Linked DNA regions of Homo sapiens: all the other regions are linked to region 3. A link is a loop called in an ENCODE intact Hi-C map of the cell type or tissue named here. Cell type or tissue: IMR-90. All regions are shown on one strand.

What was found. Hi-C counts contacts between places; a loop is a spot of excess contacts. Peaks named below come from ENCODE experiments on the same cell type or tissue, not always from the same donor. Only the 100,000 strongest peaks of a DNase experiment are listed, where the experiment ranks them.
Region 1: it touches region 3 in a loop (9-fold over the local background); 13 of 110 quality-filtered maps call a loop at or near these places.
Region 2: it touches region 3 in a loop (14-fold over the local background); 2 of 110 quality-filtered maps call a loop at or near these places.

What each region holds. Positions count from the first base shown.
Region 1 is chr5:10,853,154-10,861,153 of GRCh38, forward strand. No RefSeq gene overlaps it. Among named protein-coding and RNA genes, the nearest start is that of CTD-2154B17.1, 70 kb to the left of the region's middle. In IMR-90, a CTCF peak has its summit at 4,051 (motif pointing right); DNase peaks (open chromatin) are centred at 3,968 and 7,938; H3K27ac peaks cover 487 bases.
Region 2 is chr5:11,102,613-11,110,612 of GRCh38, forward strand. The region is part of intron 14 of CTNND2 (catenin delta 2); the gene reads right to left. Among named protein-coding and RNA genes, the nearest start is that of CTD-2154B17.1, 320 kb to the left of the region's middle. In IMR-90, no CTCF peak of the experiment used is centred here; no DNase peak of the experiment used is centred here; H3K27me3 peaks cover 369 bases.
Region 3 is chr5:10,449,875-10,457,874 of GRCh38, forward strand. ROPN1L (rhophilin associated tail protein 1 like) reads left to right here. Exons shown (of 5, transcript NM_031916.5): 3 at 78-239. Among named protein-coding and RNA genes, the nearest start is that of ROPN1L, 12 kb to the left of the region's middle. RefSeq lists an enhancer at 7,819-8,000. In IMR-90, CTCF peaks have their summits at 3,016 (motif pointing right), 6,807 and 7,957; DNase peaks (open chromatin) are centred at 3,057, 4,797, 5,197 and 7,087; H3K27ac peaks cover 587 bases.

The DNA of each region.
Region 1 (8,000 bases), 400 kb after region 3:
TATCTTTCAATTACTTTAGGATTCCAAGTTCCTCTACTCCTTTCTTTTTCCCTAAGGTGATCTGTGTTCTAGCAAACATGGCAAGGAGGCAAATGTCTGGTCTGGGAGTTGACCTCGGGCCAGTGGGCAACAGGCTGTAATTGGTCCAGGAGAGCTGGGCACTCATCCTTGTTGGCTCTGTCCCCACCCAGTTCTTAGCTCAGCTTCTGCAGATTCAGCCATGACTTTGTCTAGTTCCTAGTTTGGGCTGCCCACATAGTCCCTGGCCTTACATCATGGTCACCTCCCTACCAGGCACACCAGCCCTCAATTCTCAGCTCCCTTTGGCATTCGAATCCAACGTTTGGGGACTTCTGGGTTTCCACATCCTGCAGGAGTGAGGGTGTTGGGAGGATGGGTCCTCTCGGCATCCTGTCTGCCTGAATCATCTCTGCTCCCATTTCTGCATTATAGGAACCAACTGTGATGGTTAATTTTATGTGGCAACTTGATTGGGCCAAGGGACGTCCAGATATCTCACCAAACATTCTTTCTCCACAGTCTGTGAGGGTGTTTCCGGAAGAGATTAGCATCTGAATTGGTGGACTGAGTCAAGCAGATGGCCCTCTCCAATGTGGGTGCAGGCCACCCAATCTGTTGCAGGCCTGAGTAGAATAAAAAGGTAGAGGAAGGGAGGGTTCTTTCTCTGTGTCTTCTTCTGACTGCTTGAACTGGGACTTTGATCTTCCATCCTCAGCACTCGTGGTTCTCAGCCTTCAGACTTGAAATGGAAATCACAGCACCAGCTCTGCGCTTCTCAGGCCTTGACCTATACCATTGACTCCTGGGTCTCTAGCTGTAGGTGGCATATAATGGGACTTCTCAGTCTCCACGATTGAATGAGTCAATACTGTATTATCTATCTATCTATCTATCTATCTATCTATCTATCTATCTATCTATCTATCTATCTATCTATCTGTCAGTCATCTCTGTGTGTGTATATCCCCTATCTGTTTCTCTGGAGGGCCTGCCTAATATAATACACCACCATATGTGGCTCAGGAGGCAGCTTCCTCCTGGATATTCAGGAAAATCAGTTCTGCTCTTGGACCCTCAAGCCCTCAAACCTGCTGGGTGTGATCTCAAGGGAGGGTGCAGGCCTCCCCCTCCTCTCACCTTGCTTGCTTCCCTCCTGTGAGATCTGCAGCTCCCACCCAGGAGGGCTATTGTCCTCACCATGTGCCGTGGTTTGTTGAGCTCTTTGCTCTGGGACCCTCCTGGCTGGCTCTTGATGTTTCTTGAAATACAACAAAAGATCTTTTTCCTCTCACCTGTCTGGATTTTATAAATGAAAATCATGGTCTTTAAGACCATGCCTCCAAGACCAATTAAGACCATGTCTCAATTGCCAGAAATTCACTCCAAAGGTCCAAGTTCCAGAGTTTAAATACATGTACTGGCTTCCTCATTGGGTCAGCTCTTCCCTGCTGCCACAGGCCTCAGACTTGCGGTTTTGCTTTAGTGGAGGAAGCACTGCAGGGCAGAGACAAGGAAAAGAGTTCCAGAGAAGGAAAGCCACTTGGTACTATTTCACAACAGGATCTGGCTCAGTGAGCCACAGCTACTCCTCCAACCACAGAAGCGCCTCCAGTCTTGCTCCCCATGTGGGATGGCCATTGCTGTGGGGTTTGCAGGTTGCTTGACACCTTTGTGGAGCCAAACTCCACCAGCGCTACTGAGAAGTGCAGCTAGTAGAAGGAACTGTCCCTTCCAGCTTAACTATCCTTTTTTTAAGGCCAGTTGGCCCCAGGTGGTCATTGTTCTTTTAGCCTCTGAAAGTTGGCCTCAGTGTTTTATTTCAGTAGCTTCTTGTCAATAAACCAACACTGAGTTCCCTGCAGTGTTGGCCTAGGCTGTGGTGGCCCCTGTGGGACTCCTAACTCATCCTCAGTGCTGTGAGTTGAATGGTCTGCCATAAAGATGTGTTGAAATTCTAGCCCCTGGTGGCAGTGAATGTGACCTTGTTTGGAAACGGTCTTTGCAGATGTGATTAGTTAAGGATCAAGATGAGATCTTGCTGGATTAGGGTGTTGCCTGAACTTAATGACTGGTGTCCTTATAAAAAAAGGAGAGGACACACAGAGACCCAGACTCACAGGGAGAAAGCCACACAATGATGGAGGCAGAGCTGGCAGTGAGGCATCTACCGGCCAAGGGACACCAGGGACTGCTGGGAGCTGCCAGGAGCTGGAAGAAGCAGGGAGGATCCTTCCCTGGGGACTTTGGAGGAGTGTGGCTCTGCTGACACTTTGACTTTGGACTTCTGACCTCCAGAACTAACAGAGAATAGGTTTCTCTTGTTTTAAACAGAAATGTTTGCTTCTTTAGTGCGACTTTGTTCCAGCAGCCCTAGGAAACACTCAGGAACCTCAATCATGACCCATTTCTCTGCACTCAGTCCTAGGTTCAGACACTCTAAAGGCTTGAGACATTGCAGGGATCCAGAGGCTGCTAAATAGAGAGTGGACCCCTCCTAGGTCCCCTTTCCTGGGCTGGTGTCCCCAGCTGTTGTGAGTCTGGGCTGCTGACAGCTCAGACGGCTGTCCTCTTTAAGAAGTTTCCCCTGTGGAACAAGAGCTGCCTCACCCAGGAGGCTTCACAGCACCCCTAGTGGGGTGGGCAGCCCACAGTCAATGACTGGTTGGCATGGGACAAAGGCTGCTCTCCTTGTGCAAATGGGGTGCAGTTCCTTGTTCCTGAGCTCTCTGTGGGGTCAGGCTGAGGGTCCTGGCTACCCCCTCCCTTCCAGTGGGTACAGTGCTCCATCCTCTCTGTGCCTCCGAGGCCTGGCTCAGGTTTGGCCTCTAGCGAAGCTGACCTATCACCATCAGATTGGAACTCCCTGAGGGTAGGGCCTATGTGCTTAGTGGCCCTCTCCTTTGCTGGGTAAGGTGTGGCCTAAGGCAGGGATTCTTAATCTTTAATGTGCATGTGGAGAGCTTATTTAAACGCCTCTTCCTGGGCCTAACTCCAGAAGAGTCTGGTCCCGAGAACTGGCATTTCTAATCAGCTCCCAGGTGCTGCTGCTGCATTTTGAGACTTACTGGCCTAAGCTCTGTGGATTAATGGGATCTTGTCGGGTCGGGGCAGGCCTGGTGACCGAGAGGACAAGCACACCAGAGGTCCACAGACATTTGTTTGCATGTGGGATTTTTGAGGCTGGGCAGAGAATGTAAGGAGTGTGTGTGCAGGGTTGGGAGTTGGTAGGAGATGAAGAATCTGTTGTGGTGTTTTCAAAGGTGGATTCCTGGGCCCAGTCCCCTGGCCTGTGTCTAAGCTCTTAGGAGTGAACAGTTGTGGGTAGAAGCCTAAGGAATTGTTTATCTCGAGATCTTTTTGAGATGGAGGGGTCCCAAAAGCCATTCCATTAGGCAGAAGAGGCAAAGCTTGACTAAGAGAAGAAAATTCTCACATGTGTGTGCCTGCACCTGTCACTGCATGTATGTGTGCGCCTGCACCTGTCACTGCATGTATGTGTGCATATGCAGTCATGTACATATGTGTGCCTGCATACATGCACCAGAGCACGTGCATGTGTGGCCCCAGGCTTGCTGAGTGCTTTCTGCTTTACTTGGGCAAGGCAGAGCCACCACCAGCTGCAGTGGCTTCCCACACAAAAGCTGAGATAGCCCCACCCTGACACACACATGTGAGTCGTCTCTATTTGAATTCTTCCCTCTGTTGTGCAGCAATCTATTTTTGTATGAGAGCCCTAGACTCATTTGTGGTTCCCGAAAATTTGGGGTTTGCTGTTTCCAGCCTTCCTCTCCTGCAGCGCAGCCGCTGTGCCTGTGTTTCATCTCCCTCTGCCTTTGCCCTGCCGATGACACAGAGGGAAGCTTAGAATTCTCCCTGCTTTGTGGTTCTATTCACCTCTGTGATCAGTTGTTTTGTGGCTATAGTTACTCTACTTTGCAGAAAGGGGATTTGAATTCTTTGGATTCTTTGTTCACAAACAAACCAGTGCCAGAGCCACTGCCTCTTCGCCGCCTGCAAAGTGCGCTGCGCTGCCTGCCAGCAGGGGGCGGGGGTCCATCCTCGTTTCTATCAGATTCCCGGACACGCTGCAAGCTCCGGGGTCCGTCCCTGTGTGTGCCTTCCTCTTTTGTACAAGTTACAAAGGAGGGGCTTAGGTTCAGGGTCGACTTAATCGCATTCCTGTCCCTGGCACATCCCCATTAGCCCTCTGAGATGCTGCTACCGCTACCTTTTCTGTAGTTTTGTCCTTCCTTGCAGCCCCCTCTCCATGTCCCCATCCTCCATTGGTACCTACTCGAACATATTCAACAAGTGTTTGTACCTGCGGGAGATGGGAATGGAGCCCCACCTGGACCCCCTTGCCAGGTGGTGAACCTGACACTCTGCAGCCCTGAGCGTTGGCTGCAGACAGCTCACAGCTGCGGGGGCTGGGGATGGTGACGGCCGCTCTTGCTGAAGGGAGCTGCCAGGCTGAGACTTTGCACACCGCTGGGTGCGGGGGAGTCCCCAAGCCAGTGCTTGTCTGATAGAGGGGACAAAAGGCCAGTCCCCTTACCTCAAGGCGAAGTCCAAGCTGGGATGCGTCAGAGCTCCAGGGGATCTTTCTAGACTTTCTCCAAACCCTTGTTCTCGCTGAGCTGCAGCCTCGCACTATTCTGGGTCCCTCCCTTACCTCCGTTCTCCTGGAAGCTTCCCTTAGCGCATCACACACACCCAAATCCCATCTCAGACTGTGTCTCTGGGGACTTGCATGAAGATGGGATCTGTGTAGAATGTGTAGACTTGTGTGTGTGCACTTGTGCCCGTGTGTGCTTAACACAGCCCCCCATGGACTGTGGATGCCTACTGGAATGATATCCTGGGCACCCACACTCTTCCCTTAAGCACCGTCTGTCTGGGCTCTATCCCTGGCACGATCCATTCATCCAGCCCGCTGCCTCTTCCTACCCATATGTATTCCAGAGGGTGCTACCACATCCTATGCAGCCACTTCTCTAGTGACGACCACTTAGGTGGCCTCTTCCTCTACATCCTCAATGGGCATCCTTGTGCATGGACCCTTGGACTCATGTCTCAGAATCTCCACATGGCCCCTGGGAGTGGGTCTGAGTGATGGGTGTGTGCAAACTTAGCTTCCCAGAGTCCTGCAGATTGCTTCCCAGGGTGCACTCATAGCCCAACAACAGCACACAAGTGTCCAGTTCCCCCACATCCTCTCCTGCGGCAGGGAGGGGCCTGCCTTCCCCTGTGTGCTGTTCTGATGTTAATTTTTCGTTCTGATATTTTTCTGTTCATTGCTAGTGACTTTTAGCATCTCTGCATGTTGGGTGTTGGCACTTCCCCTTTTGCAAACCATCTACTAACTTTTTGTAAAAGATTTATTAATTTTAGATGCTCTGTTTATTCTAGACGTGAATCCCTCGTTTTATACAATGGAAATATCTTCTCTAAGCAGGCTGTCTCTTTCCTTGTTGTTGGCATCCTCTTTCAGCAGAAATCCTTCAGAGTTGCTGCCTTATGCTCTCATCGTTGTATGGAGGTTCTGATAAGACAGCTCATTTCTATTTCACCTGTCTTTTGCTGCAGTCCTCCAGCCAGGACTCAGGTATGAGTCCACAGGGGGCTGTGTTAAAGGACACCGAATTACAGAGACCATCTTCACACAAAATCATGCTTCCCTTTCGTCCTGACCCATAAACCCTACTTTTGCTCCCTGGCCTCTCTTCTGTGAGTGGGAGTGCTTTTTCTAGAGCTTTTCCATTTTTCAGGCAGAGAGACCCCAGATGGGCCATCTCACTAAACCCTGGAGGTGCCGAGACTCACTTGAGCCGCACAGAAAACACATGTCAGCATGCCACGCGCATCCCCTGCCGTAGTGTAAGCAACAGGAGTCTAATTCCTCCATAGCCTCTCTGGAGAGGAACTTTTCATCTTTGTGCGTCTCAATAGGTCCCCAGTCATGCATTGCTGCTCTTATAGCGAGCAAACAATATTCCAGAAAATGCCCAGATGCATACACAGTGCCGAGTAGCACAAGAAGGAAAGTTTTATTTAGTGGGGTCCTCTGGGGACACCTGGTGGGCTCTCTCTGAGGGTTGGATGCATGGGTAGTTGACTCTTTGAGGAAGAGAATTGAGGGGCTGGCCGTGGTTTCCCACATGAATGACTATGAGGGGTCTGCAGACTGGGATCCCAGGGTGGTGGGCACGGACAGCGGGGCTGGCATTGCTGGCAAGACTGGCTCCCAGCCTGACAATTGCCTAGGCCTGGCTTCAGCAAGCTGCTTCTGCAAAGGGCCAGAGAGTAAATATTTTGGGTTTTGCTGGCCATATGGTCTCTGCTGCAGCTATCCAACTCTGCCAATGTAGTATACAAGCAGGAATGGGCACTGTGTGAATGAATGAACGTGCTGGGTTTCAATAAAGCTTTATTTACAAAAACAGGCCAGATTTGATCTGTGGGTCACTGTTGGCTAACTGCCAGCCTATGCTGTTGCATGTGCCTTTAGTGGAGCCGTGAGCTGATATTTTCACAAGGTTCCAAAGTTTCACGGTTGCTTTGGATTGGCTTGAATAAGGCTAAAATCACCAAAACTAAGATGTAGCGGATTTCTGATAATGTTTTCACTATACTAATTATATCTGATATATAATGGAGTGCCCAGGGCAAGATTTAAAATGGGGAGTTGTATGGGCAGCTCACCAGGATGAAAGCAGTTTGTGTTTAAGCTTGCTCTGACCCACGGCCCCAGGGCCGGCTCTACCGCCACCAACTCAAATAAGACTTTTATTACGGGTTAGTCAGAGCACGTAGAACAAATCCGCATTATCTTCAGTGCCCTGAATCAACACCAGTGTAAATGAGTTAGAGGAATGTCCTGGAGCCGAGGTCAGCGACTTTTGGCCCATAGGTCGAATGCAGAACACTGCCTGTTTTTGTGAGTAAAGTTGTGTTGGAACACAGCTATTTTAGTCCACTCGTGTGTGCTGCAAGAACAAAATAACGGGGACTAGGTAATGTATAAAGAATAGAAATGTATTTCTCACCGTTCTGGAGGCTGGGGAGTCCAAGATGAACGTGCCTGCATCTGGTGTCTGGTGATGGACTTCTCGTTGAGTGTCCCGTGTTGCAAGGTGGAAGGGCAAGAGGAACAAAGGCCGTGTCCTCACCCGGCTCCCCTTGCAGAAGTGTAAGCTGGCCAAATGCTGCCGGAAGCTTCTTTTATGAGGGTCTTAATCCCACCTAAGGGGGAGGAGCCCCCATAGCCTAATCATCTCTTAAAGGCCTCACCTCTGAATTCCTTCACATTGGCAACACCTGAATTTTGGAGGAGACACGTTTGAATCGTAGCAACCACTGTGGCCAGTCATTTGCACGTTGCCTATGACTGCCCTTGCAGGAGAATCTCAGAGCTGAGCAATTGCAGCAGAGACTGTAAGGCCCTTGAAACCTAAAATGTTTGCTGCCTGGCCCTCTACAGAAACATTGGATGATCCCTGCACTAGAGCCCCAAAGGGGAAAAGAATTATTAAGATCTGCTGTCTCTCCTTTCTGATAGTGTGGTGTAGATTTAGCTGTGACTGAGAATCTGAAATAACAGTGACTGGTACTGCCCCTGCTGCACTCAGCACTGTCTGTGGTGAACACCCTCTGTGCCTCTCATTTTGCTGCCACCACTGTGGGGCTGCCACAGGCTCTGGTGCTCTGGTTGCCTGCAACTGTGGGGTGGCGGCTTACCAATGCACTAGGTAGAGAGCCAGGCAGCTATCCTGCCCATCGCTCACATCCACGGCTCCCATCTTTTCTTCCTGTGGGTGCTGACTTGTGGAGGGAGATGTTTTCCTCAGCATGCATGAATCAGTTAGGATTCAACTCAGCTGTGAATAATGGAAAACCCAAATAACAATGATGTAAGCAAGATGGAATTTAAAAAAACAACTCATAGTGGTCTGGAAACTCCACAATTATCAGAGATTCGA
Region 2 (8,000 bases), 650 kb after region 3:
CAGCCAACAGTTTCTGTCATTCCATTTCTAAAACTGTATAGAATTGAAAATATGTATTCTTTCATTAAGAAGGTAATGCTCAAAAATTTTTGGAAAAAAAAGAGGATATCAAGCTTCCCAAGATAGAAGGTTAAGGGACTGCTGAAATTTAGACATGATGCTTTTTGATATGGTCACCATCGGCACAGAGCATACATAATGGCCCCTGTAAAAAAAGGTCTGCTTAGGAAGGAAATAACATATGCGTGGGGCTGTGCTCAATGTGTATGTTACAAAGAAAGAAAAGGAAAAAAGCCTTTCTTTGGATTTGCTTTAAATACTTTTGCTTCCATGCAGGGCTTAAATTCTATTTAAAAGATTTTTTTTTTTTTTTTTTTTTTTTTTTTTGAGACAGAGTCTCACTCTGTCACCCAGGCTGGAGTGCAGTGGCACAATCTTGGCTCACTGCAACCTCTGCCTCCTGGGTTGGAGCAATTCTCCTGCCTCAGCCTCCTGAGTAGCTGGGATTACAGGTGTGCTCCATCACACCCAGCTAATTTTTGTATTTTTAGTAGAGACGGGGTTTCGCCATGTTGGCCTGGCTGGTCTTGAACTCCTGACCTCAAGTGATCCACCCACCTCGGCCTCCCAGAGTGCTGGGATTACAGGCATGAGCCACCGCACCCGGTCTATTTAAAAGAGTTCTATCTCAGTTGGGTTTGAGAATGAAAGAGTGGAAGCCATTTGCTCCTTATATGAAGAGAAAGACGTAACTTAGGGATAAAAACCTGAAAGTAGGCTGGGCACAGTGGCTCATGCCCATAATCCGAGCACTTTGGGAGGCTGAGGCAGGCAGATCGCTTGAGGTCAGGAGTTTGAGACCAGCCTGGCCAACGTGGTGAAACCCCACCTCTACAAAAATACAAAAATCAGCTGGGTGTGGTGGCGCACACCTGTAATTCCAGCTACTCAGGAGACTGAGGCAGGAGAATCACTTGAATCCAGGAGGTGGAGTTTGCAGTGGGCCAAGATGGCGCCATTGCACTCCAGCCTGTGTGACAGAGCAAGACTGTCTCAAAAGCAAAAAACAAAACAAAAAAACCCCTGAAAGTAAAGATGTCAACATACTATATTAAAAAAAAAAAAGACTTTGTAAACATGGGGTTCTTTAAGTTATAGAGAGTCACAGGAGTACTCTAATTATCACATTCATAAAAGCCCCCTAATGAATGAGAAGAATTACAGGACAATTTACAAGACTCTTCTCTGTGAGCCATCCTGCAACTGCCCTAGTCTCTGATCTCCAATGCACTGGGCTGGGTACTGAGGAGACACCAACAAGGAGCAGTCAGGGAGTATGGAGAAGGATTTCCATTTCAGGAGAAGTGCTAAAATACACAGCTCCTCTTTCCACCTGTCACAGGCTTCATACAGTCTCCGCCAATCAAGTTTGTGTGCAGAAAAGACCTTTTACTGCTGAGTCGTATCTTCAGAACATAAACAGAAAAGGCTGGCTTCACCAGCGGAATGCACCTCTATCACCTAGATTTCTCTACTAATTAGGGAGCATCACAGTCATTACATATGTGCAGGCTCACTTTCATTTTTTAAGATATTTCAGTGAAATAAACAACAGACCAGAGATGCTGCAAGATAAAGGTAGCAGATCTGCAGCATCAGGGAAACATTCTGATTTTAAGATCCCACTCTTTCCTCTCAGGGGAAGTCACACATTGCAAAATGTAGGAAGAGAAGATGGCTCTAAGTAGGTAAACTGTCAGAGAATGTTCTCTCAAGCAGGGTTTGGTTTAATTAAGCTGCAGCCAGCACTATGTACTTTAAAAAGCAACAATAAAAACCCAAGTCCATCCACCGTCTGCCACTCTTGCTTGGCTTGCTTTGAACAGCAGAGTTATTACATAATTTGCCTTTACAGTGTTTCATGGCCACTTCCAGCTTTTGGGGGGTTAAAGGTGGAAGGATAGAGGTGATGGGTATTCAAAAACTCCAGTTAACTGTAAAAAGCCAGCGAGAAATGATTCTTTGTGTTGATTCTTAGGAATTTCAAAGAAAACGGTAGTGCGGGTGTCTGAATCCCCCAGGAGCTGTTCAGAAGACTTCGGCTGCAGCTGAGGCTGAGGCTGTGCAAAGAGGGGATAGAGTTGATGGCTAATTAGCTGTATTTATGTGGCACTGCATTGTCTCCAGGCTCTCCTTGCAAAAGACAGGAGGGACTTTGCATTTGAGAGATTAGAAACCCGCATTAAAGAGGCAGGATGAGGTGCTGTCTGAACAAAGCGTTAGGGCAAAAGAGATTCAGGAATAGCCTTGCTGATGCACCTCCTCCTGTGGGGGGCCACGGGGCCCGGTGAGCACACATCCCTCAGGAGTGAAGCTGGTGATGCTGCCTACTCCACAGACTGGCATCACGAGGCCGGCCACTGTGCTGTGCCCCACAGAAGACAGCTGTCAAGGCTGCTCCATATGACTGGGCCTGCCTGTCCCTTCCCAAAGTCACTGTGATGGAACCAACTGGGGCATCACTGATGCTCATCTAGAATTCTCTCTGCTCCTAATTTGCCATCCACATCTAGGGAAACCTGGGACATGGCCGTCCCTGTTACTGCCTTCTAAAGGGGCTTTGTCCCTGACGTGCCAACCTCCTTCAGATAATCCTGTGGTCTTGGTTTATATGTTTGGTAATATGTCCTTCGAAGGACAATCTAGTCCAATGGTCTCAACCAGGGCAATTTTAACACCCAGGGGGACAAGCGGCAATGTCTGGGGACATTTTTGGTTGTCATGGCTGTGGCAGAAGGTGCTACTGGCATCCAGTGGGTAGAGTCCAGGGAGGCTGGCAAATACCCTGCAATGCACAGGCCGGCTCCCTGGAACAGAGAGGTATGCTGCCCCACATGTGACCAGTGCCGAAGCCGAGAGGCCCTGGTGAAGTTGTAAAAGACAGTATTGATGGTGTGGAAGGCTGAGAGATAAAATACAATTAAGAAAACTAAACGAGACACCTGAAACAGAGTTTTAAGTCTATAAACTCACTGAAACTAAAATAGCAGCACTTTTAGGTGATGGGCTATATCTTCCACTAGAGGTGAGAAAGAAGTAGAAGAATATGGTTCATCCATGGATAATGGCAGACGAGAGTTGCTGCGCAAAAATGCACAGCCGTGATCTTTGCAGGCTCATGAGATATGTTGCTTCCAGGACATGAAATATCATGCCTTGAGTCAACAAGCTCCCAGCATATGGTGAGGTGAAGGCCGAGGGAGACTGTACTCGAACCAGCCAAGAGGAACGGGCGGCAGCTGAAAGAAGCAGATGGTTAGAAAGGAAATGATATTAAGCGGCAAAAGAAAGAGTATGGTTACTAATGAGAAAATGAAAACTGTCTGGAAGAAAAAGAAAAACAACCTGTGATATTAGGAAATGAAAGCCTAGGAGCATCCAAATGTCATGAGGAGCAGATGCATGAAGTGATAATAAAAAATCAAGTCCACGAACAGAAACTGTCACTGACATTTAGAGTGATTAAGATAAATTCTGGTTTGCGTATTGAGAGTCTTAAAAGCATGCATTTGGTCTAGCTATTTCACTTCTAAGAATGCACTCTCAAGAAGTGATTAAGGGGGTAGGTGAGATTTAACTACACAGATGTTCATTACAGTTTACATTAGTACAAACTTGGAAGCAACCTGATTTTCTAGGAATAGGGGATTGGTTCGCCACGTCATGGTATTCCTCTACCATGGAATTCACAGTAGCTCCTCCTCATTCCAGTGTGAAGAACTGCTTACTGGCAAGGAAAAAAGTCAGTCTGTGTCAAATGATAAGCTGTCATAAAGTGGTCAGCAAAGTGACATAGAGCAGACTTGTGCCTACACCTTCCCGCCCATCAGTGGTGTGCCAAAGTGGGCAGTGGGGGCTGTCACCTGGGGGCAGGTAATAAGAGGCTGCACTCTTTGCAGGGAATGTACAGGTAATGAAATGAATACAAGTTGGGTTTTTGTTCACTACCATGTGCAGACAATGCTACACGATTTCACTGGTAAGAGACTCCTCCTCACAAGGAGAGCCCCCTACTCACTGCACACCCTGAATGGGCCACTACATGCCTTTTTTTCTTTATTAAGAGAATGCCCAAGGTTCACCTAGGGTCATAGTTGTCACAAAAGACTACAATCCCCAGCCTCCCTCGCAGCTCTGGTGCCACTACGAGCCAGTCTAGGCCACAGGGATGTAACAGTGATGTGTGCAACTTCTGGGTGGGGTCCTAAAGGAAAGGATACTCCTGTCTTCTTTCCCCCATTTCTGCTCCTGAACTGTGGATGTGAAGAGCCAGAATCGTGACCATGGGGAGGAAGGCAGCACCCTGAAGATGAGAGCCCCATAAAATACAAGGAGCCCACCTCTGAAGACTCAAGAGACCGGAGTTCTACATCAGTGGAAATACACTTACTAACTATAAGACCTTATGAATTTTGCTGTCTGATATGGCCTCTAACAGAAAAACATCTGAAAGGATATATGCCCAGATGTAAGTTGTAACTATGAATCTCTCTAGAAGGAGGCACGCTGAAGGTGTGGGTATTATTTTCTTCTTGGAGGTTAGTGCTATTTTACTCACATATTATTTACATGTTAACTATGTAAATGTATACCTAGATATTTATCATTAATATCTACTTTGTCTGAAATGAGAAGAAACTGTTAAAGTTCAAATCTCCATTGTGGTCATTTTAACTACTAATAAAATTCATGTTTGTGCTTTGGGATATGCATGCTGTTTATTTAGCCCTAGAGTCTCACTTTTGGGTCAAGAGCATCCGAATGACATAGCAGGCAACGTGTGAGGCTCTTGAAGAAGTGGTGGCCAATACCGATATCCTGAAAATCCAAGAAAACCTTGTAGGTGGTGGGATTTCATGATTTCTCATAACACCTTCAGTGCAAAGAATTTGTTTAGTCTGGCAGGATCAAAAGTCCTGCTTCTCCAGGGATACTTTTTGACACATACACATATACCTTTGTTGCATATAAACTTAAGTTCTTAGATGATAACAGTAATTTAGATGGTGCATTTGTTTTGGTGGTGATTGCAGATTCAGAATACTGACTAACAGTGAGATAAATGCAGCACTGTCATGAGAGGCTGGGGAACAGCTCAAAACACAGGGAGGGAAGACTGCGGAAGACGCTTGGCTCACAGCAGCCCTTGGGGCAAAGTCTCACCAGGAAAGAAACAGATGAGTCTGGGAAAAGTCACAGCTATGAGCATCCACCCACAATTAAACCCACAGCAAGAGCTAGGGGCCACCATAGGCCACAGTGTAATTGGGGCCAGGCATTGGGCTAGAAGTCACAGACCGAAATAAGACCCACAGAGTCCTTTGCCCCAGAAAATTCGCTCTCTTTGGGGATCAATTGCTATACTTAACCCATAATATGATAATAACTAGCAGAGAAGTTTAAATAAAATTATGGAGAAGTAGATTAGGGAGTAATTGTTTACTTGAAAGAAGTCTTGGAAAGATAGAGGGGATGTTTTATTTGCTCTTGAATGATTATTCTCCAAGTAGTGAGTGGGGAAAGGGAGGGCCAGGCAGTGGAACAGCATGAACAGAAGCGTAGAGGCTGGTCTGCGGGATCCTAAGACAGGCCAGGAAAGAGTGCGGGCAAGAAGCCTTGAAAGTTCTTCCAAGACATCTCTTTCATTGTGGGAAAAATAAGGGGGCATTGAAGTTTTACACAGAGGCCCATTCCTACTGCTTTTATGCATAAAACAGCACCGTGTATATCACAGGTGAATCTTCCAGTCATTTATGCATTTGGCATCTACAACTTAACAAAGAGGTGAAAAAGAGCAAAAATATTTACTGTTAAATTGACTACAGTGCACTCAGTTGTGAAACAAAGATGATCATGAAAGAAGACCTACCAGATAAAAATAGTGGATCAGAATCCTGTTTGAATTGATAGGTTTGTCTCCTCACCCATGCAGACAGACATATATTTTTTACCCATTTAAATTAAATAACTTTAAATTGATTTATAAGCTAAAAAGGGAGGTTTTGGATTCCATCAGGTCCTGCTTATTTAGTTTTTGTTTTTCTCAGTGGCCCTCTGCCCATGGTCAATCTCACACCAACAGCGCCTTGAAGAAGGTCTGACCTGACCAGCAGCTGGTGGAGGACAATGTCCCGTCACCTCCAAACCACGCTGAAACAGTACCCACCTCAGGACACCATCACAGGATCGTTGGCCATAGACCAAGGTGAAAACAAACCAAAAAATGCTGATTGCTACAAAAGGTGCAAAAAGTAAATGAATCCATTTTGTCTCCTCCTATTTCCCTGGACCCCAATCTTCGGATTCCCTCCACCAACCATGCAGTGACAGTCTGCTGTCATAAAGCCCTGCTGAGGGCAGAGAGGGTCCTTCTGGGGGAGACGCGCCTTCTTGGCAGATGACATGCTGACTGTTTCATGGGAGGTTTTGTCCAAAACGGACTAGAGAAACTAGCAATTCCTTAGAACTCAGCAACAGGCACACAGCAGATGCAAAAATGGATGAGTTTGCAAGGACCTCTTAGACCAGAAAGTGATGCATAGAGTGTCAAACACTTCTGCACACAGGAGCTCGTAGTCTGGTGCTTCTAGACTAGAATGGCCTAGAAGTCTGATACTTCTAGTATGGTTCAATAGCAACCATTTCTTGAACTAACAGCATGCATGCATCATATTTTTGTATCATATATTTTCTAGAATTATCCCTACAGGGATTTTTTTTTAAAGTTTCTGAGATTTTTCTTATAGCTAAATTTGACATGCAGAATATTATAGTGTCTTTTTAAGGTCAAGAACACCAATGCCAAAGGTAAGGGTCAACATAAATTTCTGGACTAGAAAAAGTTCTAGAGGCCATCATTAAACCAATTATTATTTGTATCACTTTTACTCCTGTTATAATATTTGGCTCCTCTGTCCTGGAAGGTCTGTGTTGTAGACTAGATAACCTTTCATTTTACATAATGTCTTACACCTTTCAGTGAGGTATAAATTTCTCTGAAAAAAACCATACACTTTTATAAGCATACATTAACTTAGTGCCTTTATGAACATTATTTTTTAAAGGCCATTTGCAAAGATTACAAATGTAATTTTCATTGTAGAAGATTTATAAATACAGAAGTACAAAAGGAATCAATCATTATCTTCTCTTGGATCTTACTCTGCTTTTTCAAGAAACACATATATTTTGTACAGGCAAATAGCATTTTGTATTTGCATATGACATATTATACAAAACTGGCCAGATTGTATCTGTATCATCTATACCTATATCTATGTACGCACCTGTTTTTATATTGCTTTTTTTCACTTTACTTGTGAAACTCTCTGTAAGCTCCTTGATGAGATAAATCAGTTTCCAGGCCCTGAAGTTAACCGCTGTTCCAGTGTTAGCAAAGGTGGGGATGCTTTGTCCTCCCATCGCTCCCTGTCCTGGTGGGGCCTGTGGTGAGGGGTTTGGTCTCTCATGGGCTCCCCAAGACAGGAGCAGAGACTGTTCTGATGCATCAGGGTTGTGAGTTGCTGCCTAGCGGCCTTCGTTTTGCTGCAGGGGAACCTACTTCCCGCTGCAGCAGGTGAGGGCCATTCTGTTCTCAAGAGGCCTCCAGCTCCAGCTCAACATTGTTCTGAATTCACCTGAATTGTTCCCCACGGCCAAGCTTCTAATGCCATCCTGTGGAAGGGCTGTGAATTCTCTGTTACCCCATTTCCAATGGAAAGTGTGAGACTGAAAATCTAAATGCTTCGAAACCAGCGATTAAATACATGATGGATCTTTGGCCTCCCTCTGTCTCTCTCTGTTTCCCTTCTTATACCACATCTCCTGTTCCACCCATCCCTGTCACCTGGATGGCATCAAATCCAGCTCCGACAATGCCCTAAGTAAATGTGTGAATTAACACAGCGCCTGCTCAGAGGTGGAATGTCAGAGCTTGCTAG
Region 3 (8,000 bases):
TGTTGAATATTCACAGCATTCATTGTTTCCCAGGTTTTAAAACATACATAAATTGTCATGCTGTGTTTTCCAAACAGTGTCACCACAAGCGGTATGTGGAATTAACAGATCTTGAGCAGAAGTGGAAGAACTTGTGCCTGCCGAAGGAAAAATTCAAAGCGCTCTTACAACTGGATCCTTGTGAAAACAAAATCAAGTGGATAAACTTTTTAGCGCTTGGATGCAGCATGCTTGGTGGGGTATGTACCTATAAACAGCATATTAATAATTCTGTGTCATCATGGTCCCAGCTTAAAAATAATTTAGGTTTCAGTAACTAAAGGAAACACTTTAGTAACTTTGTCTTAGAAAAGCATTTCCCCCTGCTCCAGGCCTATTATATTAATATTTTCAGGTGTACAGTTATTTTAATTTACAGAAATTATTTATGAATGCCTCAATTTAAAAGTTAATAGTAGATGAAAGATATGGATACTATTAAAATATATTTAGGTTTTAGAAGAAAATGCATCAATGACTTTTTAAAACTACAAATCATTTTGTAAACTGATAACTGTTTTGCTCATCTGTGGAAAGAGGCATACAATTATTTTCTACTTTAGTAGAAATCTATTATTATTATTTATTTATTCATTTTTTTTGAGATGGAGTTTTGCTGTTGTTGCCCAGGCTGGAGTACAATGGCGCAATCTCGGCTCACCGCAACCTCCGCCTCCCAGGTTCAAGCGATTCCCTGTCTCAGCCTCCCGAGTTGCTGATAGCTGGGATTACAGGCATGTGCCACCATGCCTGGCTAATTTTGTATTTTTAGTAGAGACGGGGTTTCTCCATGTTGGTCAGGCTGGTCTCGAACTCCTGACCTCAGGTGATCTGCCCACCTTGGCCTCCCAAAGTGTTGGGATTACAGGCGTGAGCCACCGCGCCGGCCTTAGAAATCTATTATTAATAACTAATAGATACAGTGAGATTTTGCTGATGTTTGAGTATAAGCCAAGCAACTTAGGAATAAGACATGATCCTCCAGGTGACGAGGCGAGCCTGGGAGGTCGGGGCGAGAAGGGAGAGGTTGGAGCTGGGATGATGTTGGCAGGGCTTCCTTTGCAAACCCAGAGTCAGTCTTCTCAGCTAAAGTCTTGCTGTGAGACATGGTGGTTGGGTGAAGGAAGAGTAACCAGGCATCTGCCATGTGAAGCTTATGAAGAAAGGAGGCAGAGAAAGGAGAACCAGCTCCCTTTACTACATAGATGAACAATTTGATTTTCCCCCCTCCCTTCAGTCTGTGGCCCCAGTGTGTATAACTGGTCCTTGCTTCACAGCCCTCACTCAGCTTTGCTCCATGCACAGAGCTCTTTCATTCCATTTTCATTAAAACAAATTACTTGAAATGGGTGGTGGTAAACACCCGCAAGGCTACCCAATGTGGCCACTAATGCACCAACAGTCACTTCCAACCACCTGTGGCCTCCTCCCATGTCCTGTCCCCCTGCCTGGTGGCCTGAAGCAATGACATTTCTGAAGTTCCTGCTTCTCGCTTCCTGACCTCTGAAACACATGCTTCTATGTGTCCCGCAAGAGGTACACTGTGGAATTTTAGTTGGTTTTGACTTGATGAAAAGACATTTGTGTTGTCAGTAATTTTCTGAAATTTTCATCCTAAATTATATGACTAGATGTATTCATCTGTACATCACAGGCCACGTTGTTCATTCCCTTCCTTCGCCATGTCACATCTGAGTGTGGCGCAGTTCACCAGCTCTGCAGATGGCCCCAGTGGGAAGCTCCGTGCCCTCAGGGAGTCGGGTGTGGTGTGGCTGTAGAATGAGCAAGAGTTTTGTTGTGTAACTGCTCAAAGGCAATGGAGGTGCTTCCTGTCAGCCCCGGGCTAATTGTGCCAAGGCCTGGATGTTGGCAGGCATGGTACCCTCCAGTAGCAAGGACAGGTGCAGATGGCACCAGGGGAGTGTCTCAGGGGTATTATCAAGATAGACAAAGGCAAATACTTTTAATTATTGGAGACATTTTTATGTCACTTTGTTAATCTGGAACTCTGTGAAATCTATCTATCTATCTATCTATCTGTCTATCTATCTAATCTATCTATCTATATCTGTATCTAGCTATATGTTTTTTGAGATGGAGTCTCACTGTGTCACCCAGGTTGGAGTGCAATGGTGTGATCTTGACTCACTGCAACCTCCCAGGTTCAAGTGATTCTCCTGCCTCAGCCTCCCGAGTAGCTGGGATTACAGGCATGCACCACCATGCTCAGCTAATTCTTGTACTTTTAGTAGAGATGGGGTTTCACCATGTTGGCCTGGCTGGTCTTGAACTCCTGACCTCAGGTGATCTACCAGCCTCAGGTTCTGGGATTATAGATTACAGGTGTAAGCCACTGCACCCAGCCTAAAGTATATGTGTGTGTGTGTGTGTGTGTGTGTGTCTGTGTGTGTGTGTGTGTGTGTGTGTATTTTTTTTTTTTTGAGACAGAGTCTTGCTCTGTCACCCAGGCTGTAGTGCAGTGGTGCGATCTGGGCTCACTGCCACCTCCGCCTCCCAGGTTCAAGTGATTTCCATGCCTCAGCCTCCCAAGTAGCTGGGATTACAGGCATGGACCTCCACGCCTGGCTAATTTTTTGTATTTTTAGTAGAGACAGCGTTTCACCATGTTGGCCTGGCTGATCTTGTACTCCTGACCTCAGGTGATCTGCCCGCCTCGGCCTCCCAAAATGCTGGGATTACAGGTGTGAGCCACTGCACCCGGCCCTGAAATCGATATGTTAACAATATAAAATTGTATGCAATGTTTGAATTAATGTTGGTGGTTTCTGCCTCTAAGCTTAGTTGTAAAATTTTGATTTTAAAATGATGAGAAAGTAGAATAATTCATGTTTTTGGATCCATCTTTATAGTTTTCACCTTCCTAATTGTGAAAATTAAGCACTAGATTTAAAACACAATTGAATCTGATTTGAAAAATAAGGCCTCTTGTCCATGTAGAGTGTGTGACACTAGATGGAGACATTGTGTTAAGGATAGAGCTTGGCCGTCTAAGCTGACTCCTGGGGAAGAGACATCACAAACAGCACACATTCTTTTGGGTTCTTCCTATCATAGAGAATAAATTGACACCAGGAATCATGCTGTGCATCACTGCGGGTTCCTGCCTGTCTCCTGACTTGAGCCACCTTTGCCAGCAGGACTCCAGATTTGCCCTTGACTCCTTCCATAGGTGCTGGAGGCCTCTCCTGGTTGTAGAAAGCCACAGCCACCCTCTGCTCTGGTCCAGTGCGGCTGTAGACTCAGGGTCAGGTTCAAGTGTGGAAGCTGACCTCTCCTCCCTCAGAGGAGCGTGTGCTCGTCTGGGGTCCATGTCTGCTGCCAGGGATGCCTGCTCTGCCCTGGCTCCCGCGGCCCACAGAGTGCTGAGCACGAGTTCAAACACCTGTCTCGGGGTGCGCTGGGTAGACAGGAGGTGCTCGGACCCTCCAGGCCTTGGTGTGGACAGTTGTGTTGTTGACCTTGTTGGCCCTGGGTGGCTTGGAGGTGTGCTAAGAACACAAAGCTGTGAATTCAAGGAGGGGTTTCTTCATGTCGTTCAGCGTCATAAGCGTTCATTTTTATGCTTTAAAAAAATACCTTCAAAAAGGAGGAAATGAAGTGCGATGAGAATAATTTGTAGTGGATTACCACCTGCAGAAGTTTATTTCACATAGGATGCTGTGTAATTGGTGGCTAGCCGCTGCCTGCGTGAGCGGGATAGATGTCGTTCCTGCTCCCTGCATCTATGGCGGGGGCGTGGCTTGTGGCAGGTGTACTCTCTGTGCTGTTTACATTTATTTATCTTAGAAATCACTCTAGTCAAATTCATCGAGTTGAAGATCTCTAAAAAGACTGGAAACCTCTGCTTCAATTTCTGAATCATACATACCATTCATTCCACAAATGTTTACTGTGCATTATTTTGTGCCAGGCCCTGTTCTAAGTGCTGCAGGTTCTGGAGTGAACAAAACGGGCAAACATCACCAGACTCTTGGAGCTGATGTTCTGTTATATCCTTGAAGCCCTGAACACTGCTCTACTTATTACATCAAAAGCTATCAATTCAGGTTAAGGGGCACTGTGAGCTGCCCCAGGCAGGTGAACAAGGACATTAAATTGCCATCTGGATGTTAAGAGATTCCTGTCCTCTTTCTCAATGTTTTGATGTGCTTGCATGGTGAAATGACCATATTTGTATGTTGTGGCTTTTATTTAATTTTTTTTTTTTTAAGAGACAGGGTCTCGTTCTGTCACCCAGGCTGGAGTGCAGTGGCATGGTCATAGCTCACTGCAGCCTCAACCTCCTGTACTCAAGCGATCTTCCCACCTCAGCCTCCCAAGTCGGGATTACAGGCATGCAGCACCACATCCAGCTAATTTTTTATTTTTTGTAGAGACAAGTATCTTGCCATGTTGCCCAGGGTGATCTCAGTTCCTGAGCTCAAGCAGTCCTCTTGTCTTGGCCTCCCAAAGTTCTGAGATTTATAGGTACAAGCCACAGAGCCTGGCTGACTTTTATTTTTCCATTTCTACAATGCCATTAATGATCCTGAGCATTAAAGCTGTGGATCAAAATGTTTTGTTTTGTCTTTTAAGCATGGAGATCTTTTTTTTTTTAAGATAAGAAAATTGTGAACCAAGTCTTTCATCCCCATACTGACACTGACAGAGTCAGTCTGTCATGATCAAAACAAATCACATTGACTTTAGTCAGGCTTTGAAACGCATTTGAACTTTCTTAGTCACAGAAGCATCATTCTTCGTTTACAACCACAGATGCACACGTGTCTAACGCAGTTTTCCATCTGAACACGGTGCACGCAGTGGGCATGATTTCTAGGGTTTAACCGGGTGCGGGAGTGCACAGAGCCCTGCGTGTGTATTCTCTGGAATCCTCCCAACAGCCCTTTGAGGAAGGCACCATCAGGATTGCAGGCTGGTGCCCCAAGGCAGAGAGAAGCTGAGTCACAACAGGTGACTTGGAAGTGGGGAGAGGGGAGGATTCCTCCTAGTGGCTCCATAGCCCAAGGAATGTGCAGCCCACAGGTTAGGACCACCTTATTCAAGTTTACGCCTGAGATTTCCTGTCTCGGAGAAGAACAACTCCTCGGGACGATCATCAAAATCATTTTGTGTCCTGAAGTGATTCATCCCCTGGAAGGCATTCAACCTCGGCCTCCTCCTGACAACACACACTTTGGAGCTCTCAGAACATCGCCCCATCCAGCTGTGCTACAGCATGTCAGATTCAGTGACTGACCTATGGTGGTTCCCTGTTGGTCCGATGTGACAGCCACCTGCGCTGCGGCAGTGACAGAGGCTGCATCCTGGCTTACTCCTCGCTGCTGTTTCCTTCCAGGTTTCCGCAGCTAGGGCTCGAAAGCCCATTCGGAAGTGACCAAGAAAGGCCAACAGAATTCCTCATAGCCCCTGCAGCCCGTGAGAAGAAGACACAGCCACGCCCCCACCCCCCAGTGGGAGCCTGAGGCCACAGGCGTGTTTAGGAAGCTGTCCCTGAAGACGAAGGAGCCGCTCAGGCTCCTGACTCCCCTGGCCCCAGCTCCAGTTCCCCTGATTGCTCATGTCCCTCCCTCTGTGGGAAAGAGGCAGGGGCCACGCTCCCCTGACCAACCTTGCCCTGTCCGCTGGAGATTCCCATGGGCCGCTGATGCGGGCCGCTGTGGCCTCCCCATCCCTGTCCTGCACAGGATATCACACCCCAGCCACGGGGTGAACTGCTCCTTCCCATTCAGGGCCTCCTACCCTTACCTGCTGTCAGCCCCAGAAATGGTTTTAAATTAGGAAACTCTAGAGGATAATAGAATTCGATGAAAAGGCCCTTAAGCTCTTGAAAACGCAGTGCTGGGTTAGAGGCTTTTAAAAACCAGTGCTCGGTCAGAGGCTTTTAAAAACCAGTGCTGGGTCAGAGGCTTTTAAAAACCAGTGCTGGGTCAGAGGCACAGCTTCACTGGAAGTCCAGTCTCTACCCCCAGCACAGGCAGCTGTGCCTCAGAGGGGGACCTCCTTTGTTCTGATTCTGTGTAAAACGGGCCTATTTTCATTTCCATGCCAGCTGAGAGGTGCCCTTGGGGAGGTGTGAGGTGACTGTTGAGGGGCCTCATATCATCATGAGAGCAGCTATAATTTGGAAACTGAAAAACCCCACAGAGTTGGCATGCCGAAAATGCCCGGAAAATAGTGGGTGCCCTCGTGCCTGTGCTCTTCACTCATCTCCACTTGAATTTCAGATTATGGATCAGGTGTAAATACTTGGTTAAAAACTAAGTGTTTGGCTGGGTGCAGTGGCTCACGCCTGTAATCCCAGCACTTTGGGAGGCCAAGGCGGGTGGATCACCTGGGGTCAGGAGTTCGGGACCAGCCTGACCAACATAGTGAAACCCCCGTCTCTACTAAAAATACAAAAATTAGCTGGGCATGGTGGTGTGCACCTGTAACCCCAGCTATTCAGGAGGCTGAGGCAGGAGAATCGCTTGAACCCAGGAGGCGGAGGTTGCAGTCAGCCAAGATCGCATCACTGAACTCCAGCCTGGGTGACAAGAGTAAAACTCCATCTCAAAAAAACAAACAAAAAAATAAGTGCAGCTTGCCAGTCACCTCTGCCCAGCACATATCGCACATGGGAGAATAAATCAGCCACACAGCAGACGGCAGCATGGGGCAGCCATGCCAAGGAGAGGGTCTTTTGGCTGTTGTGCAAGTGACTGTGCCACCCACAGGCCTTTGGAATTGAGAAACAAATGTTAAGAAATGTGACTCGCAGCACAAGATGGAGCAAGTTGCCTTATGAATCCTTCTGGATATAAAAATTGCTGCAGATCTTATTGTCAGAAACGTTGACATGGGTAGTGTCATCACGCCTTTGCAGAGGAAGTGATGCTCGAGTGTTTTGATGTATTTTTCCTTAAATACCGCTTCCTCTGAAGCCTTGGAACGGCGCGTTACACAGATCTCATCTGCCTGCTCCATCCACGCCAACTCCTTCCTTTCCGACTCATCCTTCCTGAGGCCCCGCAGTCCTGCACACGGTGGTGACGGACTTCCATTTGTGTCCAGTGTAAAAGCAAATCCCATCATAACAACATGTCTTTGAGAGTTTCAAGCAAGGAACATGGATTGTGAAATACACGACTCGGCTTTGAGCAAGTCCTGTCTTGGGGACAGTCTTTTAGAGGAGCCACGTGTGCAGTGGTCCTGGAGCGGTGCCTGCAGCTCCACGGAGCAGGTTCTGCACTTTTCCTAGAGAGAGCATCATGTTGCCCTGGGAGCTGCACTCACCCCCTAACCGTGCCGTCCACCTCGGCAGCATCAGGTGCAGCCGCCACCAGCACTGCTGGCATGGGAAGGGGGTGGAAATGGGAGGAACTGCCCCATCAGGCCGCTGGGGACAGGGAGATCAGTTCTGTTCAGGGCTCCATCTCCTGCAGCCAAATATCTGGGTCCTCAGATAGGCGACGTCTGTGCCCCAGGTCTTGTTCCCAGAGCCCGCCTGGCGGCTGCTAGACATAATAAAATGGAGTAGTCACTGGGGTGAGCTCAGAGGCCCACCGGCTGTGCTCCAGTCCTGGCTGGGTGACTTGGGTGATTGCTGAGCCCCTCTGGGCCTGGCCAAGGTGTCTGTCTGCTCCTCGCAGTAACCACACGAGGTGACTGTCATTATTCTCACTCCCAGAGGAGGACAGCGGGCTGTGTTATCAGCCTTGCTCTGACCATGGTGTTCTGTAGGGAAGGCTCATTTTGTCCCATAGCCTGGAGCGGCCTCAGAGCCCTTTCCTGTCCCTGAGGATGTGGGGTTTATTCCTGACACAGCCACTGTGGAGCTGGACAGTCCAGGCCTGGCTTGCAGCGGCCCTTTCCCTGCATCTGCAGCTCCCCCGTGAGGATGGTGCTCCACCCTGGCCCTCCTGTGTTTGTTTCTTGCGCTTCCCTTGGAAGCACAGCCC